Regions from separate parts of the Mus musculus genome. Here region 1 is linked to region 2. A link is a contact called in ENCODE Hi-C or POLR2A ChIA-PET data. All regions are on one chromosome and are shown on one strand. The core of a region is the stretch at or near the end of the contact, and the rest is flanking DNA. Distances in the headings are between cores, read along the strand shown.

Region 1 (3,510 bases), core at 167-2,666, 60 kb before region 2:
TAAGGCGGAACCCACCACCTGCTGGTGGGCGTCCCCCTTCAAGCAGAGTTGGAAAAAGAAGCAGATGGACCAAGGCGAGGCCCATCTGTCCAAGCTTGCTAGAAGGTCAACACTGCCACTGGGGTGCCTGTTGCTACTGCCAGCCAGCCTCCACTACACCAAAGGTTGTGGGGCTTCTTGCCAGCAGTGTGCCCCCCAATTAACGTGCCTTTCAGTTGCCAGGGTTCAGGCCCATGTGCCCACAGAAAGGAACATTAGTAGGAGCAGTGCATGGCCTGAGGTTTACAGTCCCCCTACATCCAGGCCCGACCTCCCTGGAGGTCAGTCAGCATCCTGACATCCACATGGATGCCTGGGGGTTAGAAGGGACTGGCAAGCGCAGAGGGTTCATCCAGAGTCTCCCACGCGGCCACAGCTCCCCAGTCCTGCACCCAGGCCAGGCCCGCGCCCGCCCGACCGCAGAAGCGTGGGGGTGGGTGTGCGTCGGGAGAGGGCGCCGCGGGGAGCGCCACCCTCCAAAGCCTGCAGGAGAGGCCCAGGAAGGCTGCCATCCACTAACCCAAAGCTCTCTCTGATCCTCCACCCCTACAGCCCGGCTGGGCCAGGGCAGCTGCTAAGATTACTCTCAGGCATTAGCCCCACCTTCACGACCCACCAAGGTCTTCCGTCGCACCCAGCGAGCCTGACCGTGCCTAGCCAGATGTGGCCCCAGGCCCTCCCGGTCTTTGGCGACTCAGCGCATCAGTCCTTGGAGCGACAACCATCTTCACATCCCAGGTCACGGAGGAAAAAAAACAAAAAACAAAAAACGTGTCCACTGACACTGGACCGAGCCCACCGCCCCTAAAAAAAAGTGTTCCTGTATGAGACATGGAAAAACCTGGACTAGGGTTCTGCAGTGGGGGTTAGCAAACCGTGAACCTCAGCTCCATAAGACCCCTGAGCGCCAGAAAGGGGCAGGGCCGAGGCCGTGAAGGACCCTCGCCCCCCACCCGCCACCGGCCAGCGCTGCAAAGGCCACCGCGTCTCAGCTCCCGCAGGCCCCCGGCTCCGCTCACCCTCGATGGAGATGACGTGCTCCCGGATCTGGTTCTGCAGCGCCAAATCCTCGATTCGCTCGATCAGGTCGTAGATGGCGTAGATGTTGGGGTGTACCGACTCGAAGCGTTGGATCTCGGCTCGGATAGCGGCCGAGTTGGAGAGCGCGAACTGCTGGGGGGGGCCGCCAGCCAGCTGCTGCGAGGGGCCGCCACCCCCGGCTCCGGGCCCCGCGCCGCCGAACTGCCCGCCGCCCCCCGCGCCGCCGCCGCCGCCGCCGCCGGTCCCCGGAGCCGCCAGGCTCTGCTGCTGCTGAGGACTCTGGCCCCCGCCTGCCTGGAAGTTCATGGCTCCGGAGGCGCGGGCCCCGAAGCGGGCCCAGCCAGGGCCTGGGGCGGCGCGGCGGCGGCGGCGGCGGCAGCGACCAGGCGCGCGGGGCTGGCGGAACCCTAACTACTAAGCGCGCGGCGCCGGTCTAGCGCATGAGGCCCGGAGCCGAGGCCAGAAGGCGCGGCCGCGCACGCTGGGGCCGCCGCCCGGCGTTTACCCGCGCTGAGATCCCGCCGCCTCGGAGCTGCCTCCAGCGGCAACAACAACGGGACCGGGAGCGCGCGGCCCGGGCCCTCCCCCCGCGTCATGCGCACGCACCGCCGCCCCCGCCGGCTCCGGCACACGCAGCCTAGCCCCCTCCCAGCCGCCCCCGCCCCTCCAGCGTCGCCCTGCGCCCCCGCCCCTCCTCTCTCGCAAGCGCCTTAGCCTCCACCCCCAAGAACCGCGTGCTGGCCGCGACGCGCGGCCCCACCCACCCGCGTAGGCCCTTCCGCCCGCTAACCCGCCCCAAAGCTAGACAGAAGCCTCGAGGGCCTCCCGCCTGGGGACACGATCACGCTGTCCCCACGTCCGGCCAGCTGTCATTGCTACCTCTCTACGTCGCTCTAGGCCCGTGTGGAATCCTTGGGCTACTCAGAACTGTTCTCTGTGCCTGAGGGTGCTGATAAGTGGGACTGATTGGCGGAGAAGCTCGCCCAGGGGCGCCACCCTCTTTCTTTTAGTGCTGCAGCAGCTCCTCTGTCTCCAGGCCTCGAGGTCAGCCCTAGGGATCTTGCCAGGGTTCTCTTCCCTGGCTCTCTGCCCCCGACCCCGGCCCCCGGGCCCCCAGTCTCCACTGTCGACTGCACCTGAGAGACTGGGACGGGCTCCCCGTTCCTATGTCCAGTTCTCTCTGAGAGTTTCACTCAAGAGACCCTGCAAGCTTGAAACAACAGCGTCCCAATTCTTATCTCCCAGTGACAGCCCTCTCCCAAAAGACCCTCCCTGCCATACTGAAAAGGGCCCATTGGTTCATTACAGAAACTCAGCAGAACCCACATGGGTCTCATAATTTTTCTTGACAGACCTTGTCTTTTCTTGATAGACCCTGTCTATCCTATGCCTTCCTAGGGCCAGAGATCACCCTTCAGTGTCCCAGTTCTTCTGTATTCCCATTATCAAAGTTGTCTTCAGCTGTGTTAACCCACATCCCCAACACAGATCCTCAAACCTGGAGGTGGCATGTGCAAGGGAATGACCCTGTGGAATAAATCTGCTAGAGGATGCCAGGTATCATGATGTACACGTTAGCCCAGCACAGGGGCCATACAGTAGGAGGATTAGTTCAAGGACAGCCTGAGCTTAATAGGGAGTTCAAAGCCAACCTGGGCTATATATGACCTTTTTTTAAAAAACAAACAAACAAAAAACCCAAAACCAGCTGAATCTGAGTACATGACTAAAGTCCTGGCGTTAGGAAGGCAGAATCTAGATCACCAACTCTGTCTCAAAAATGAAAAGCAACACTAGGCAGTGGTGAGGTGCACACCTTTAATCCCAGCAGAGGCAGGGGCAGCAGATCCATGAGTTGAAGACCTGCTAGGGCTACACAGAAAAACCCTGTCACAAGAAAAAAAAAAGTCTTATTATGTCTGAAATAATTATGCTATGTCAGGCATAAATGTTTCAAGGTTTGTATAACCCTCATCTAACTTTGATGTAGATTATGGTCTTTGTGCATTTTGCCTTTTAACTCTGTACCCCTGAGCTTGGACACCAACAGACTTCAGAGATGAAAAGCAACTCTTGGTCTGACCATTAATAAAAACTTAAAACTTTTAATTAACTTAATCAACATAGTAATCAATATGACCTTAAGGGGTCAGTTCACCATTGATACATGTCCTGCAGACCTCTCTGCTGAGCCTTACTAACCCTCCTGGGCAAATGCTCTACACATAGCTCTATATGTGTATGGTGTATCCCCTGTGTGTGTACATATATGTATTATGTACAGACAAGTACCTGCTGCCTGTGAAGGTCAGTATCCTCTGGGACCGGAGTTATAGAGACTCTTGAGTTGCCGTGTGGTATAATGAGAAGTGAGCCTAAGTCCTCTGAAAGAACAGCCACTGCTCTTAACCGATGAGCCATCTTTCCAGC
Region 2 (4,094 bases), core at 1,373-3,872:
CCACACAGCATCATGAATAATTGAGGCCAATTCCCTGGACAGTGACATTCCACACCCTCCGAGACAGCCTACATCTCCCAGCAAGCCCCGCGCGAGCCCGGAACTACATATCCCGGCGGGCCCCGCGCGATGTCGGACGGTGGTCAATGGCCCACACTCCAAGTTGCTCTTGTGTTTTTACCTGGCGGCAGAGAACGTCTGGAAGCGCAGGGATTGTAGCGACCATCCTGGAACTGGGCCACCCCGGATTCCGAACCGAAATAAGTGCACCAACATGTTGAGGCAATAAGATAGGGGCAGCCAGCAACGGCAATCTCACACTTATCCTACCGAGGGTTCCATGTTCGCTATGGCCCCATCCCGACAACCCCTTCCCATTCTCAGCGATGATTGGAGAAAAGACACATCAGTCTTGCTGCAAGCTGTGATTGGATAAAATGTTGGCTGTAGGCGGGACCGAGCAGAAGCAGCTCTAGCTATTTGCTCAGTGGCCTGAAGTCAGGTGCGGGTCAGAGGTTGTGCGACGTTCATTCTCACATTAGAGGACGTCCTGGCGCTTCTGACCTTGAGCCCTTTCTCTAGAGTTGTTCCAGACAATCTCTATGCTCCCTGGCATCACAGGAAGTGGTGGTTTCGTGAGAAGGAATATGTGAAAACAGACCTGAGAGTTAAAAAAAAAAACTACACACAGACACACACACACACACACACACACACACACCCCTCAACCCAAACCAAACAAAAACATACATGCACGTAACGTGCCACCACTTGAGTCTCTAATCTCCCTATGTGATCCTGCTACTCACAGTTATCGTGAATTATTAGTATGTAGGTCATGAAGTTAATCAAAGTGCAACCTAAGAGCTAACCTTTAGGTTCCTTCTTCATTTGGGTCTGAATCACTGGCCTAAGGTTCCAGCTCAAAAGTGAATAGCTCTTGCAGCAGTTGGGCTAAGCTTATTCTTGCTATAATTGTCTCCCAAAGTACCCCCAAGACCTGCTACATAGCTCTGACTAGCCTGAGACTCTCTTTATAGCCCAGGCTTGTCTTGAACTCACCATCCTTCCTTCCCAGTGTTGGGATTAGAGGCTTGAGTCACTATGCCTTCTGTGTAATTATTATTTTTGTTTTAACTCCTCCACTGGGCTGTGGTTTCTTGGTGGGAGTGGCTCTGACTCATACCCGTTCCCCTCCACGCGAGAAAGGCACGCTATTGTCCACTGTCCACCAGGGGGTGCTGTTTCTAGCTCACATTTACTCTCTGGTAATCCATCTGGACATTTGAACATTGTTATGTTACTAGTATCATTGTCATTTATTGGTGGTGCTTCCGGGACTCAATTTTTCTTGAGCTGAGGGTCGCAAAGTCATGCTCTGGAATGAGCAGAGTGAAACTAGACAGAGCAATGAGCCAGAATTTGCTTGAGTTTGGGGCTGAGGAGATAAGGATGTGTGTAGAGGTAGTCTTAAGCAAGTATATACTATATGTGAGTAATGTCAGAGGGAGGTACCAGCTAAAGCCACACTTAACCTCTCTCTCTCTAGAGGTCTCAGAAAGATCATGGGAATTTCCTGCCACCGGGGTACCCCCCCACGCCCACTTCCTTGGGATTCCATTTTGCCACAAAGCATAGCTTTGCACCTTACCTAGACACAAAAGTATGGGAGTCATGAACTCTTGTTATATAAGAAAATCAGGCAGTCTGGGATAAACCTGTGGGATGTTCCATGGATGTCCTCCACGCTCCTCCAGGAAATGCTCTAGGAAGCACAGTTTTCCTCTCCGCCTCTGAGATACTGGCTTGATCGCTGGAGGCCCTGACACCTGCTCCATAAGTCAATATCTCAGGCATGGGCTTCAGTAGGGCAGTTGGTGACTCATGGCCTTGGGAATGGCGTTGGGCAAGCCATCAGACCAGCCACCTGGGCCTCCTCCTCCCGGGTGAGGCAACAACAAAGAACTCAACTGAGCCAGTCCATCCCCACACACCCAAATTATCCTCTCAAGGCCCCTGCCTTCCTGCGCTGACGTGTCTCAGGAGGCCCCGACACCAGGTCAGGACTGGAGGAGAGTACATCAGGGTTCAAGAGGATAAGGAAGATACAGTGGAACTCTCAAGGAACCAGCCTTTTTTCCTTAAGCTCCAATCTAGGATGGCTAGCACTCCTTCCTTTTACTCCTTGTTTTCTCCTGGCTAACCACAAAGTCTGCCCTCTTTCATTCAGAGAAAGAAAATATACAGCTTTTTTTTTTTTTTTTTTTTTTTAAGATAGGGTCAGATGTTGCCCAGAACAGCTTCAGTCTCCTGATCCCGCTACTCTGTCTCCTCCTAAGTGCTGGGAAATCTGAATGCACCTCCTGTTTGGGCATGTGGCCTTAAATCATTCTCTACTGACTGGTGCCCACAGGTGTGAAGGGATGGGAGTGCAATTGTAGGAACGAGAGCTTCACTATTTTGTCTGCACATGCTAGAGCCCTCTGATAGGATTTTGCTCTCTGTGCATATTATTTTTGTTGCAGCTGCCCTGTCTTTGCCACTTGTGCCCTTGAGGACTGAAAGCAGAGATCATAGGTGTCTCTTCTAATCCCAATAGCTCTTGAGCCCCTGCCTCCTAAACTGGTGTCCGTCCCAGGCATGGGGCTTGGGCCCCAGGTTGCCTTGCAAGGAGTGTGAGTGATCACACAGGTGGCTGAGGGTTGGCATGCCTGAGGCCTGCCCAGCCTGAGTCACCTAGTGCTGTTGTTGTCCTGCTCCTTGTTGAAGTCTCCGCTCAGCTTCACTGACCTCTGTGGAAACAACAGCAGTCCAGTCCCTTCAACCTCTCAAGAGAAGCTGCGGCCTGATGGTGAGACGAACGGGGTGGGGGGGGAGCAGGAGGCAACGGGGGCGGTGGGGAGACTTGGGGCCCAGCTCAGTGCCTCTGCTCCCTATGGCACTGCCACTGCCTGCTTCTCCATGCCGGGGAACTGGGGGAAGGAGGATCTCTGTCTTCTCTCTGTCCCCTGCCCCTCGCACAAGAAGCTGCTCCTCTTCAGTGTTCCCTCCGGCCTCAGGGTCTCCCTGCCTGGTGATTCAGGAGGCAGGGGCTTCTCAGACTCCACACAATGTCTTACCCACCCCGACCACACCCTCAACGCAGGCCCATCCCACAATGATACACACCTCTGCTTCCCCCTCGTGGGGGTCCCACTCCACCCCACCCCTGGCCTCGGCCACTCCCCCTCCCTCCTGCCCGCGCCCCCAGGACCATCCTGGGCTGCGGATGGGCCCTCTGATCCCTGAGCAGGACTATGAACGGCTAGAGGACTGTGACCCTGAGGGGTCTCAAGACTCCCCTATCCATGGGGAGGACCACCAACCCTTGCTTCATGTACCCGAAGGACTCCGCGGTGAGTGTGTGGGTATATGGAAGGTTGGGTGGGTTAGGGGGTCGAGGCAGGTTTGGGTTTGATAGAGAAATTAATCACAAATGGGACAATGCCAAGTCTTGACACTGTTTCTCTGTGCCCAGGTTCCTGGCATCACATCCAGAACCTGGACAGTTTTTTCACCAAGATATCCTTTGTGCCCAGCATGCAGAGGGGCATGGTGGGGGGACTGTGGAGCAGGGAAGAGTGGGGGAAGTTTCTACGGGAAGAGTCCGTAGGCTTAGGCAAATTTCTTGACAAACTTGCCACATCTACAGCTATCATCAGCGGAATGGCTTTGCCTGTATCCTGCTGGAGGATGTCTTCCAGCTGGGGTGAGAAGCCAGTCCTATCCCTAAGCTCTGCTCTTTCTTCTTGATTTTAGTATTTATTCTACTTTATTGATTTTTTGACCCAGGGTCTCATGTATCCTAGGCTAGACTTGAATTCCTGTCCCTCCTGCCTCCACTTCCTATGTGCTAGAATTACAGGCACAGTACTGTACCCAGTTTACGTGGTGCCGGAGATGAAATCCGGGGCTTTATATGCTAGGCAGACTCTGTCAACTGAGCTATGCCCCAGCTCTTCTTTTCAGTTTTAGGCTTGGTTGGGGCTCTGAAGGGCCAGGGGGCCAAATAGAGCTGCAGCCTGTCTGGTGTCTGGGCTAGGAGTCTGTCCGTC

Evidence for each region. Hi-C counts contacts between places; a loop is a spot of excess contacts on that map. ChIA-PET counts read pairs that join two places held with the same protein, here RNA polymerase II (POLR2A).
Region 1: a map of T-helper 2 cell shows a loop between it and region 2 (2.4-fold over the local background). The contact joins the promoter of Agap3 here to the promoter of Atg9b in region 2. A Hi-C loop is called at or near these places in 1 of 37 maps with a recorded cell type or tissue (T-helper 2 cell). POLR2A ChIA-PET finds 5 or more read pairs at or near these places in 3 of 5 experiments (Patski and embryonic stem cell).

What each region holds. Positions count from the first base shown.
Region 1 is chr5:24,450,083-24,453,592 of GRCm38, reverse strand. Agap3 (ArfGAP with GTPase domain, ankyrin repeat and PH domain 3) reads right to left here and starts at 1,416. Exons shown (of 18, transcript NM_139153.2): 1 at 1,059-1,416. The coding sequence starts at 1,386.
Region 2 is chr5:24,390,671-24,394,764 of GRCm38, reverse strand. Atg9b (autophagy related 9B) reads left to right here and starts at 2,622. Exons shown (of 14, transcript NM_001002897.3): 1 at 2,622-3,395; 2 at 3,518-3,561; 3 at 3,684-3,748. The coding sequence starts at 2,849. It overlaps Abcb8 (ATP-binding cassette, sub-family B (MDR/TAP), member 8), which reads right to left and starts at 609. Exons shown (of 16, transcript NM_029020.3): 1 at 182-609. The coding sequence starts at 276.